Linked DNA regions of Homo sapiens: region 2 is linked to region 1. Evidence: chromatin contacts called from ENCODE Hi-C or POLR2A ChIA-PET data. All regions are on one chromosome and are shown on one strand. Each heading gives the region's core, a stretch centred on a gene start or an enhancer-like site at or near the end of the contact. The rest is flanking DNA. Distances are from core to core; before and after follow the strand shown.

Evidence for each region. Hi-C counts contacts between places; a loop is a spot of excess contacts on that map. ChIA-PET counts read pairs that join two places held with the same protein, here RNA polymerase II (POLR2A).
Region 2: a map of adrenal gland shows a loop between it and region 1 (4-fold over the local background). The contact joins two enhancer-like sites. A Hi-C loop is called at or near these places in 1 of 168 maps with a recorded cell type or tissue (adrenal gland). POLR2A ChIA-PET finds 5 or more read pairs at or near these places in 1 of 52 experiments (WTC11).

The regions. Positions count from the first base shown.
Region 1 is chr22:17,768,208-17,774,212 of GRCh38, reverse strand. All of the region lies in intron 1 of BID (BH3 interacting domain death agonist), which reads left to right. Among named protein-coding and RNA genes, the nearest start is that of BID, 3.3 kb to the left of the region's middle. RefSeq lists a silencer at 1-235 and enhancers at 2,276-2,415, 5,640-5,699, 5,770-5,819, 5,840-5,889. Within about 2 kb of position 3,496, at least 7 of the 41 ENCODE cell types and tissues checked have a DNase peak (open chromatin) inside an H3K27ac peak, as active enhancers do.
Region 2 is chr22:17,868,531-17,875,652 of GRCh38, reverse strand. It overlaps MICAL3 (microtubule associated monooxygenase, calponin and LIM domain containing 3), which reads left to right. Exons shown (of 32, transcript NM_015241.3): 17 at 3,630-3,816. Among named protein-coding and RNA genes, the nearest start is that of LINC00528, 95 kb to the right of the region's middle. Within about 2 kb of position 3,417, at least 3 of the 41 ENCODE cell types and tissues checked have a DNase peak (open chromatin) inside an H3K27ac peak, as active enhancers do.

The DNA.
Region 1 (6,005 bases), core at 2,247-4,746:
GACCTGAGGGCCGGGTCTCTCCCGCCTCCCCTCCGCCCGGGCGCCCTCCTCGGCGCGGCCGGCAGGTCGGTGCTGAGGGTCGGGTCCGCCTCGGAGGCGGGGAAGGCTTTGTTGTGTCCTCTCCACGTGGCCTGGGGATTCAGGGGAGGGGTGCGGGGCGCGGGGAGGGGGAGGGGCCGAGGCCAGCCCCGGAGAGGAGAAAACCCGCGGGCCTGGCCGGGTGCAGGCCACCCTTGCCGGCGGATCGGAATCCCCGCCCACACCGTGGTCTTTCCAGCACCGCAGACACCTGCCGGCTCCTCCCGAGCGGAGCTCAGGGCTGACAAAGCGCGGTCAGAGCGGCCGCTTACTGGGGCTCGCCCGCTCCTTAGAGCACTGGCAATGATGTGCGGATCCTCGCTGCTGCTGCTGGGAAACTGTTGAGTGGCTGAATGACCCCAGGGGACCCTGGGAGAGCTCTGAAGCCCTCAGCCACCAAGTGGCTGGGCTGGCAAGGGTTCATTCATTCATTCAACAAATACGAATGTGCAGCGGTGCTGGGGTCATGATGGCTCGGTGGGCAGCGAGGGGCCGGGCCGGCTGGAGGAGCACAGTGCGGATTCTGTAAGTGGGCTGGGGGCTGGGCCTTCTGCGGCTGGACCGGCCTTCACCTGCAGGCAGGGTTGGGGCAGGTGAGGAGCAGATGGACCCACCCAGAGCTCTTCCACCTTCTCAGGCTTGCACCCCCTTCCTGGAGCCTTATCCACACCCTCAGTCCTCGCTCTCACTGTGGGGGAGCTGCAGAGGATGCGGTTTTTCCACATTCCATCTCCACCCACAGGAGGCTTTGAGATGGGGGGAGCTCTCCTGGGCCTGAATGTGTGCCGTCCTGGGGCCCTGCAGTCCCCTGGGAGTGATGACCGAGACCAGATTCCCTGAGCTGGGGTCTTAAGGGTGTGGGGAGCGCAGAGGGATCCTCTGGCATCAGGAGTTGAGGTAGACAGAGCTCCAGGGAGGCACTGCCGGGAGGACGACCCTGGCCAAGCCTCTGCCTGCGGCCCAGGGTGTGCGTCCCTGCCCCTTCTGCCCCTCTTGCCCAGGGAGGGAAGAGGAAATGCGGGGTCAGCAGTTCGTGGCTGGGGTTTAAAGGCAGGGATCTCCCAGGACGGGCACAGGGAGCATGAGGAAGCAGCTCGTGTCTCTGTTCATGAGATGTGAGAGTGGTGACTGAGACGAGGGGTGCAGAGACCTGCCGTGGCTGGGGCGAGGTGCTGTTAGTGCTTCTGAGGAGGTTGGGCAGGATAGACGGTGGCTGTCAGGTGGTCTCAAGGTTGTGCAGGAGCTTGCCAGAGAGGGAAGCGGGGCATGGCCCCAGGGTGGTATGGGGGATTCTAGGGGGAGGGTGCCTGGGTGGGAAGGGGTGTCGCATGCCCAGCTCAGAGGCCTTGCTTAGGGGTGCTCACAGGCTCGGCTGACGTGAGGATGCTGATCGAAGGAGCTGAGGGTCCCACTCATTTGCAAGGGGGAACTGTCTGCCCAGGAGCCCCAGCAGTGCCCAGGCCCCTGGACTGACAAGGATGGATGAGGGTGATGGAGGCGGATGGACATTTGACACTGGAGCCTGCCTTCCAGGCAGAAGGGCCGTGAGTCATCCTCTCTCCGGTGCCAAGTGGAGGGGCTGAGCAGGTCCTCGACGTGACCGAGGACTGTGCCCGTTTTTTCAGGGGACCCGGAGCGCTGGCTCTGGCTGTCAGCCCATGAGAGACCTCCCTGCAGAGCTGTGGCCTCTGGAAATGCTTCCTGTCGTTGACATCTGGTCACCATTCTCCAGCTGGGGCTGTGGAGGGCAGCACAGGCCTGGAGTGTCCCCGAGAGCAGCTGGGCGTCTGCCCCTGCCCACCCCACAGGGCCTCCCACTCACAGGGCCTAATTAGCAGCTCCATGGCTGCCATACCTGGCGGACCGCCCTCAGCGGCCACATATATCCTTGCCCCAAGCCAATGACAGGTCTGAAGAAGACACTGATGGAGCTGAAGCACAGGACAGAGACAAGCACCTGTGTGCCGGACGCTCACGGAGCACTTGATGTGTGCTGACTGGCTCACATCACGGTGGTCAGACGAGGGTAGCATCCCCATTCTCCAGATGGTGTAACTGAGGCAAGGAGAGGCTAAGTAACTTGTCCAAGGTCACACCCGAGGGAGTTGGACTTCAGGGTCTCAGCTCTGAGCATCAGGCACACTGCCCAGATTCCCCCTCCACATGTCACACCTGTTAGGCCACTGGGGGTAAGGAGCCTTTCTGTGGCCTCGCTCCCCTGTGAGCCCCTGGGAGGGAGGCAGCCCAGATTCCAAGGCAGCGAGTGACGTGTGTGGGAAAGGGGAAGCTTCCGGGGCAGGGGTTCAGAAACCTCGCAGTGGGGTTTTCCCCAAGAGCCACTGCTGGCAGGTTCCTACAGCCCCATCCAGCCCCAACACAGCCTGCCTCTTTTCCTTCCTCTTCCTCCTTTTCTCTTTCTGCCTGCGTTGGTCCAAAATGGGGAAGTTTCACATAAATGGCAAACAGGCCACAAAGCAGCTATTTCTGGAGGTGCTGCTGCCTTGCAGATTGAATTCTTGGTTGGCATTTTAGGTGTTTGTTTTCAGGATCCTTTTCTGTAGAAGAAGCCAACAACTAAGAAAAGGAGGAAGTGGCTTTGGGAGGCTGAGACGGGAGGATTGCTCGAGCCCGGGAGGTCAAGGCTATAGTGAGCTGTGATTGCACCGCCGCACTCCTTGAATCCTATCAGCTTGGCCAGGGTGGGGGTGGGAAGTGGGGTCTTAAAGGGGAAAGACCAGCCGGGCGCGGTGGCTCACGCCTGTAATCCCAGCACTTTGGGAGGCCGAGTTGGGCGGATCATGAGGTCAGGAGATCAAGACCGTCCTGACTAAGACGTTGAAACCCCGTCTCTACTAAAAATACAGAAAATTAGCTGTGCGTGGTGGGGGGCGCCCATAGTCCCAGCTACCTGGGAGGCTGAGGCAGGAGAATGGTGTGAACCCGGGAGGTGGAGCTTGCAGTGAGCCGAGATCGCGCCACTGCACTCCAGCCTGGGGGACAGAGCGAGACTCCGTCTCAAAAAAAAAGTGGGGGAAAGATCACCATCTGGATCATAGACCAGACCTGAAAGGGGGCTGGTCACTTTTAGGTACGTAGAGTAACTGGAAAGACACACTGTCCTAGTGGAAGCCGTGGGTGGCCTCTGTGGCTGCTGTGGCCCCAGGGGAGGAGATACCTGTCTTCTGGGGCTGCGGCTCAGTCTGGCTCCGGGTCCGGATCACCAGGGAACTTTCTGCAGAGCATCCTGCCTGGGCTTTGCCTGGTCTGCATGGGATCCCCCAGCCTGTGGCTCAGCCCGCTTCTATGCTCATAGCCATGCTGGCGCCGGGGGCAGTCCTTGGCTTCCCTCCTCGTTGGCTTAACAAACCCCCTTTCTTCAGAGGAAGGAAAGTGTGCCGTGGCCTGGTGGGACAGGCTGGGCTTGGAGGTGCCAAATGTCCTGTGTGCTTGGGGACAGCTGCTGAACCTCCCCGCCGCCGTCACGGCCCTTGGCCAAGAGCTTTCATCCAAGGCTGGCAGTAGTTGCTCTATTTCTGTTATGGGGCACCTCTGCATCTGGGTTTGGTTTAATTTGTGTAACTGAATGTCTCATTTTATTCCTCACATTCATTCTGTGAAGTTTCCCTTGTCTGGGTGAGTGTTCAGGTGACTACAACCCTGGGTCCGGGATGGGCGGTGTTCCAGGAGCTTCTGCTTGGGCCTCTCCCATTCTCCCCCAAAACCAAAGAGAAGGGAAAACCCTTTGTAAGTGGATGTCACATGTCAGGTGCTTTTTCTGATACTGCATGTGATCCCACAAGGCAGGGAGTGTCCCCTTTTACAGACGGGGAAGGTGAGATCACATTGCAGGTTCAAAGCCCGACATGACCTGTCCACCTTTACAGCTTCCCTCTCTGGGCTGGGAGTGCGTGAGGGCTTCTTAAAATGCAGATGGACTTGGGGGATTGAGCTTCTCTGGGGTTCTGGTGTTTTTGTAGGGAGAGCCATCTGGGGTCAGGGCTGGGGTGGGGACAGCAGGAGAACAGGACAGGAGTGGCAACCCAGGGCCAGGGAAGGGAGTAGGCAGGGGTAGCATATGGGGGTGGAAAGAAAGGGGCCAGTGGCACGAAGGGCCCTGGGAGGCAGCAGCGTGTCCCTCCTGGGGGTAAGTCCAGGAAGGTGGCCATCCCCGAGGAGCTCCGTTCCTGTGACAATGAGGCTAGGCCTGAGGGCACCGGAGGCCAGCGGGCAAGTGCACACCCCCAAGCCTGGCGGGGCACCACGTGACCAGGCCTGGTATTGGGACTGGGAGTGGCTCCTGCACCAGCTGGCATCTGCCTAGAGACAGGAAGGTGGGTGCCTCCTGGGTTCAGCTGGGAACTCTGAGCTTTGGGTGCTGGAGGTCACTGCGTTTGGGATGGCTGCCTCCTGGACCCAGCTGCCTCTGTGTGTGGAGTCAGTAAGGCACCGTCCTGGCTGCGGAACTGAGGCAGGCATGCTATGAGAAGATAAAATTGCCTTAACAACTGTCCCCAGGATCCTTCCAGCAGGCACTTCCTTGCTGTGCCCTGGAAAAGCGGGGTGGCACTCTGGATGACAGCACAGCCTCAGGGTGCTTCTCTGTGGCCCACACACCCTTCCGGCCTGATGGCCACGTCCGTTCCTGTTTACCCAAGCCCCACTTCCCCTGAAATCCAGGCAGGGAGAGATGGGGCCTGGCTGTGAGAAACCTGGCCCCAGGTGTCACCATTTCCCCAAAAGCCTTGTTTCTCCCTCTGGGTATCCCTGAGGACCCCTGCAGACATCCAGCCCCAAACCCGGCCAACTGAGCAGGGAGCCCAGCTAGGGGCCTTTGTGGAAGGGTCACCCGTGTACTCACACCAGCAGCCAGCCGCTCCTGGGTCATCAGCCCCTCCATAGGAGAGGGGAGGCGTTTCTGCCAGGGGCTGGGTGGCATTTCTGCCAGGCAGGGGCATGGCGTTGGCACGGCACAGGCCCTGCTGTGCTCTGTGAGGCTCTGCCCTGACTTGGACTCTGCCTGGGATGTGGTGAAAGCCTTGTTCTTTATTTATTTAGTTATTATTTATTTATTTATTTATTTATTTATTTATTTTTGAGACGAGTCTCACTCTGTCGCCCAGGCTGGAGTGCAGTGGCACGATCTCTGCTCCCTGCAAGCTCCGCCTCCCAGGTTCACGCCATTCTCCTGTCTCAGCCTCCTGAGTAGCTGGGACTACAGGCGCCCACCACCACGCCCGGCTAATTTTTTTTTTTTTTTTTTTTGAGACGGAGTCTCGCTCTGTCGCCCAGGCTAGAGTGCAGTGGCGCGATCTCGGCTCACTGCAAGCTCTGCCTCCCGAGTTTCACGCCATTCTCCTGCCTCAGCTTCCCGAGTAGCTGGGACTACAGGTGCCCACCACCATGCCGGCTAATTTTTTCTATTTTTAGTAGAGAAGGGGTTTCACCGTGTTAGCCAGGATGGTCTCGATCTCCTGACCTCGTGATCCACCCGCCTCGGCCTCCCAAAGTGCTGGGATTACAGGCGTGAGCCACCTTGCGGCCCAGCCTTGTTCTTTATGACAGAGTCTACAGAGAGTTCAGGGAGGGGCGGACCAGGAGGCTCACCAGAGGCTCACCAGGGATTCTGGAGTAGCTGAGGGACACCTGCCTTCCCCTGCCATCCACCATGCCCCACCCAGAAGCCCAGGGCCTGGGCAGGGGAGGGAGGCAGGACTCCCGGGTCACAAAGACCTGGAGCATAGGGGTCCACTGACTTCTGGGGCCTGTGGTGGAGCCTCCGACCTCTGGGAGGGGGCCCCAGTCACCTGAAGAGGCTCTTGCCTCCTCATGTCTCCTCCTGCTGGCTGCCTTTTCAAAAACCGTTTGATTGAGACATACTGCACATGCCATAAAATTCACCCATCAAAGGGCACAGTTCAGTGGCTTAG
Region 2 (7,122 bases), core at 2,168-4,667, 100 kb before region 1:
AGTAAAAGGCTCTACAACCATCTTATGTTCAGAGGTCAGTGTGTGACTTAATTTAACATTTCCTTTACTTTTGTTTTTCTCCATCTTGTATTTTATAGCCAGAGCCTGAACCTCCTCGTCGATTTTTTGTCGACCAGTGGGAGCTTTCTCTTAGTCTCCGCTCCTCTGCCCGCCCCGCCTCTCCCTCCTCCGACTCCCTCCGACAGGTAGCATGGCCTAGGACTCACTAAAACTCTGCCCTCCGCAGCCTCCACTCACGTCACTTTCGCAAGTGTCATGTACCCCAGGAGGCTGCAGTGTTCCTCACTTGGGCCCGTCTCCTGTAGGGAGCCAGCTGCATGTGTTGCTGTTTGCCTGTGTCGGTCTCGTGTGTGAGGTCTGTGGCACACTCCTCAGCTAAAGTGGCTGCTGGCTTTCATCCAACTGTATCTGACACATCCAGGTCTGTTGATGTGAACCCGCTTTGATCCTATTTCAACTATATCAAATAATGATAAATGTTTTGCAGCCATTGGCTTTTTTAACTTCACATGTCTTCCAAAATAATATGTGTTAAAAAGTAGGAACCACAATGTAATTAAATCACCTCAATGGAGGGGTGATGATGCGGTATTCTGGCTGCCTGTTGTCATCATTTGAGGAATGTACGCGGCTGTCACCTGAAGTAGCGCTGGTCCAGTTGTAGGGAGTTTCTAGAGAGATTGGAAGGTCTCTTTGCCACTCCTACTGGTATTTCCCATGCCTGAGTTGACGCCAGACCTCACGTCCTATGTGCATGGTAGCATATGCACGCGTATGGTGTGCGGCGGGATCTGAAGTAGCACTGGTTCAGTTGTAGGGAGTTTCTAGAGAGATTGGAAGGTCTCTTTGCCGCTCCTACTGGTATTTCCCATGCCTGGGTTGAGGCCTATGTGCATGGTAGCATATGCACACGTATGGTGTGCGGTGGGATCGATCCCGCAATTGCCACATTTCTGCTATTTTTTATGAGTGATGAGAAGGAAACCATCGCTTTTCATGCCAGAAACAAATAGAACTTGAGTCTTCACCTCTCTTGCAGGGATGCTTGTCAGTGTTGCCAACTTGCTGAGAACTGAATGTGGCAGATGCCTTTGCACGGGCAGCCCCAGGTTTAGTTCAACTAAACCCAGATGGTTTAGTTCAGGAGAAAAGGGTCCTGGCTGAGCAGTGAGGGCCCAGGGCTGGCTTGGTGTCCTGGCCTCATACTTGGCATCTGGCCCACACTGCCCCGTGTCTGCTGCAGAATGAGAGAAATGCCATTTTCTGCTCCCTCAGTGTCAGCTGTTAAGTTACCTGCTCAGCTCTGCCTGGTGTCTGTCTGTCCCAAGCCTCAGTTTCTTTAGTGTCCCTAAAGAAGGTTTAGATCTGAGAGCCACGTGTTTGTCTTGACCACTAATAGGTATAATCTGTGAAGTTAATGGGCAAATGGCACCAATCCTTGGGAATCTTATTTTTGAATTAAAAGCTATAATTGCTTCTTCAGTTCAGCTGAGCCTTGAGCTGAGCCACAAGAACGGCTTCGTCGTGTGTGCATCTGTGAGCCCCTCGAGCGCCTGCTTCCCCCTGCCCGGTGCTTCTGTGTTTCTTCCTCACACGAGGCCTTATGTGTCTGTCCATTCAGGCCATGTCCTAAGGGGGCTGTTGGCATCCCCGGGATAATGGCTCATGGTGAGTTGCTGAGTCAGAATTAGGGTCAGGTTCCCCCAGGGGGCAGGGAGCCCCCTTACTCCATGAAGTTCATGAGAGGAGCATCACCCACATGGTGGTGTGGCCATCTCCACATGGAAGGGTGATTTGATCGTGGGAGTCTCTAGAGGACTTCCTCTCGGGACAGGTCAAGGCGGGGCTGCCTGGGCACCCAGCTTAGGTGTGAGCAGGGCGGCTCATGATGGAGACGTGGAAGTTTCTCCTGTGGTTTCAGTGTTGCCAGAAAGAGGCTTGAGTTGGTTGGGTTTTTTTCTCTTACCTTTCTTCAACCTCTAAAATAAGCCCTCCTGGCCTAGAACACATTCCCACCTTCCTGGGCTGGTGGAGCAGCTTGGCTGCATGGCCACACCTCGTGGCCAACATGCCCAGCCCAGTCTAGAAGGCTCTGGCCTCAGCACCTGGATGGGCCACACGGGCCTCATCATGCTGCCCTCAGACCCCCAATAACATCAGCAGGGAGAAAGGGCTGAGAAGGCTTCTTCCAAAACAGCCTGGGAGCGTTCGCTGCCTGTGGCAGGCATTGTGGGGTCAAGCGTCAGGAAGCAGGAAGAGCTGGCGACGTGCGCTACCCACACAGAGGCGGCCTGTGCAGGAGTGAACATGGTTCCTTCTGAGTGAGGAGATGGCCTCCTGGACCGTGAAAGGCAGGCTCAGCCTGGGCACTGCTGCGTGCATGGGGGTGCCCCTCGAGTTCTGTGAATGCAGCCCAGCTCTGCAGGACCCAGGCCCTGCCTGCCTGTCTCTGTGCGCGTTCGCCCTGCCTTCTACCACCATTCCCTGGAACTGTGCATTCCACAGAGATGGGAGAGACCCAGTTCTTCCCAAGGAAGACACTTCCCCTGCAGCCGTCCTGCCTGTGCCGGTACCCCTGCGTGGACACTGACGCGATGTTTTTCTTCCACCCGGTTTCCCTGCCTGTGAGCACTGTGTTGGCATGGTTTGCTGCTGCACCTTGTATTCAAATTGCACTTCCCAAAGATTTCTTTTTTTCCCCGTGTCTTCTTAATTTATGTATTTTTTTCCTTCTCATTTCCCTTCATTCTGGTCATTTTGTAATCTTCAACCGATAGAAGTATATAAAGATGTACACGGGCGGAGTGAGCTCATTGGCTGAGCAGATAGCCAATCAGCTTCAAAGGAAAGAACAACCCAAAGCCCTTCTAGACAAGAAGGAACTGGTAAGAGACGCCTCCAGGCACTGTGTAGCTAGACCCAGCACAGCCATGGGAAACACACCTGTGTGCTGAGTCACTTATAGCTTGCATAGCCCGTGTATGCTATGCGGTAATTGCTTTTGAGGTTGTCTGGGTTTTGATAACCAAATTCCTAAGACTGCAGTAGTTGTTGTGTGAGTCCAGGGACCCACATATATTCATGTGAACTATGTCAACACGGAATAGATACAGATACAGCTACCCTCAGAACAGAACTCTGCTAGCATTTCCATTTGAGCTGGGGACCCTCGGGCCCCTTCCTGCCTTCTTCCATGTGTGTGTTTTCCATCATGCCCCTCCCATCCCTTCTCGCCCCTCTCCCTCCATTGCTCTTTCTCTAAGACTCTTTCTTGTCGATATTTCCCGGCGTCGCCAGGCTGTATCATAGCATTACTCAAGTCTGGTGTGAAGCACTGTGATGCTGGCTCCCTCGTCAGCAGCAGGCTGGCCCAGGCTTTCGCGGTTGTGCCAAGTGTTCTCTGTCAGTGCGTGGAGGCAGTGACTGTGGCGGTGCCGTCACTCTGTGGCAGAGCCAAGAGCACAGTTGACCGTAGCCAGTTAGAAGTCTGTCTCAAAGCAGACCCCTTAGTGAGGGTTGGCTTTGCTCTCGCAAGGCTGTGCCTCTAGGAGGGCCTGTGTGGCACTCCCTGAGGTGCTCCCCTTCCTCCCGACCGCCACCTCCTGCAGGGCTCCATGAAGAAGGAGTTCCCGCAGAACCTGGGAGGCAGCGACACATGCTACTTCTGCCAGAAGCGGGTCTACGTGATGGAGAGGCTGAGTGCCGAGGGCAAGTTCTTCCACCGGAGCTGCTTCAAGTGCGAGTACTGCGCCACCACCCTGCGCCTCTCGGCCTACGCCTACGACATCGAGGATGGTGAGACACCCTGCGCCTCCGGCCCCACTGAGAAACTGTGCTTGGACAGTGTTTCCATCTGAGCTGGGCGCCTTTGGGCCCCTTCCTGCCTTATTCCATGTGCGTCTTTTCCATCATGCCTCTCCCAGCCTTTCTTGCCCCTCTCCCTCCATCACTCTTTCTCTAAGACTCTTACTTATCAGTATTTCCCAGCGTCACCAGGCTGATGAGAATGGCATGCATTTACCTAAGTCATTTCCCTGACTTCAGGGACACTTACTTGCTTTCTGACCTCGGGGTGGGAACTTGAGATAAAAGGAACACAATAAAAATAAGGTTTTTTGTCTTTACGGAAGGGGACTTGCACATCCATAGAAGTCACATATTTTGCCTAAGGTTGATGATGACAGCAAGTTGGAGCTGGGTCTCAGGCCCCTGGGTTCTCAGACCTTTGCTCTTGGAGATGTCTGCAAGGTGGCCCGTGTTAACACCTCTCTGGCATCTGTCTGATCTCTCTCTGGTGGATTGCGAACCATTGCACAGGGCCTGAATCTGATTTACTGTGGTGTTCAAGGCCTGGTCTTTGGCAACATGTGCTGCCAGTTTTTACAGTGAAAAGACCTTGATAAGGTAACAGTAGAGAATTCTGCACACAGACGATAGAGCCATCGTGATGGGCAGAGGCAGGCTGGCCGCCATCTGAGGACCCTGCATTGAGGACCCCCAGCCCCATTCCTATAGGATGCTGGAGGGACTTCGTGGGAGGCAGTCTTATAGATTCCAGAGTAATGAGGGGGCCTAGATTAATAGGAGAGGCAGTAATCTTTATAAGGTGGCATAAAGACCTTGACATTGATAGAAGATTGCGTGACTGTGAGATTATAAAGTGAGGTCATATAGGAGAGGGATGCCATGCCGTTAGGACCTAGTCACTTCAGCTGTCCTGAGGGTGAACAAACAGTCACCTCTGTTAGAAGGAGCAAGGAAGGAGCCCAGAGAGGTGAGCCGAGAAAGGCTGACTCCTGTCATGGTGCCTGGCCCTTCTGCTATGTTGGTAAAAAGCACTCCCGAGTCGGGGAAGAATGAAAGAATTAGGACGCTGTTTAGATAAGGCAGGCAGATTGTTTGCTGTCAAGTCTTCTGTTCCACCTCTCACACACACCTGCTCTCTGGATAGCTCATTTGATCTCAAGGATGGGGCCTGGCAGAGGGAGCCACCCAACCTCGCTGAGCTGTCCCTGATGCTCAGGGTGTTCTAGTTAGCCTCTCACCGTGGAGTCTGCCCGGAAAGAAGATGTCGCAAGGTGCAGCTAATTGATCTACAGGTACTTTTGCCCATGGGTGTGTGTGTGCATCTTTGCTGCATTCTGTGAAAGATGCAGAAGTGTAATGTGTGCCTCCAGGAGCTCACTGTCCTATGGGGATGAGACCCATGAAGAGTAGCAGGCGACACGAGTGTGTGCAGCGAAAGGCTCGGTTACACAGCCTAGGTTGTCGCTTTGTAGAAGCACAGGGGAGGAGGAAATCTGTGAAGTTCAAGAGCATCTTGGGATGACCTCCCTGACCCTTGGCTAGACTTTGAGAGAGAAGGGTATGGTGACTGAGTAGAGGGCAGAGGTGCGCACCTGGTGGGAGATCGGGTGGCAGTGAGAGGCCGAGACAGGATGAGGCCAGCCTGGTTGAGTGCAGTATTGTTAACACTGGAGCAGAGAAGACAGCCGTTCTAAACCAGCTCCCCAAATTTTAACCCAGATAAAATTTTCATCAGCTTAGCCCCTCCACAGTCCTTCCCCTCATCTGTCAGAGGACAGATGGACTAGAGCCAGGAAGGAACTTTAGGGGCACCGAAGTTTTAGCCTGTTTTTTATCCAAGTTGCCAAGTGTCTCAGAAGTCTAACTGAAGAGGCTCAGAGAACAAAGAATAAGCTGGGGAGGTTGTGGCAGGAGGAAGTAACCGAGGCCTTGTGCTGCGCCCCAACACATCACGCCCTTTGTCCTCACAACAACCCCATTAAGTAACTTTTTATTACTGTAATTAGAAGTCAGGAAGCTGAGTTCAGAGAACTTGTATGTTGTTTGTCCAAATTGACACAACTAGTAATAGCTCACTTGCACCAGATGACACCTGAGATTCATTCCAGGTCAGAGATTCAGGGATTGTGACTCCAGGCCTGCTGCCAACTCCATACTAGTAAATTAAGAATCATATTTGAAGATGTCCCCATATTTTACTTGTGGTGCTATTTGTTCTGTCTTCAGCTCTTTCTGGAGGATGCCGTCTGCTCAAACACAGAGCTGCTGTTTCTTTTTTTGCAAAGCATTAGCTCATTTGTGATCGCTGCCAGCTCTTAAGACAAGGACTCAAAATTAGTGTCAGGCCCTTCCCTGTCATCTTGAGAAGAGACATACGCTACCTCCACAGGTGGTGTGTGCAGGGTGGCCCTCGTCAGTGATGAGCCTGAGACTGTCTCCATCCCTGCAGCAGCCTCCAAGCCAGCCATGCATCTTCCACTTGGACCACTGGTCTCCTTGCCTCTGTTACACCCCAGTCTGTTTCCACAGAGCAACCGGAGGGATTTTAAAAGGTGTGACTTGGATCTCACCAGTGTCCTAGCCGCTGCCGTGCAGACAGAGCCCACAACCTTGTCCCAGGTGGAGAGAGCATTGCGTGTCCACCCCAGCCTCTGCCGTCAGCTGCCCCCAGCATGCTGCACTCTTTGCTCCAGTGTCTTTCCATCCCATAAGCATGATGAAGCCACTGCTCCCTTAGGACGTGGCTCTGCTGTGTCCTCTCCTGGAGCACACCCCCTGGTCTCCACAGGGTGAGACGCCTGTGTTTCACATCTCCATGTGGCGCTCCTCAGAGAGGGGTCTGGCTCTTTTGATAGAAGGCAGCTGCCCAGGCACCGGTGCGCCTGTGTGGTTCTCCATGCAGGGCTCGCACTGTCTCATCCATGCGTCTGTGGAGAACCATTCTGTCTGCTTGCCTGGGGGCACTCAGTGGAGAACCAGTCTGTCTGCTTGCCTGGGGGCTCTCGGTGTTCAGATTGGTAGCTGTCATACAGTGGCACTCGGGCCTGGGTGAATGAATGAATGAACGGCCCACTTGACCTTGGGTTTGCCCTGTGGCCACCTGTTTTCTCCATTTCCCTTTTCCAGTTACTCCCATATTCAGTTATCAGGATTCCTTAATTTGGACCATTGAGAATCAGTCACTTGACTGAATCACCCACAATTCATAGCTAATTAAAAACATAGCAAGGCTGGGTTTACCACTGAGGCAAGCATAGTAGTGTCATGGTAGTGCAGGCTCTGGCACCAGCATCC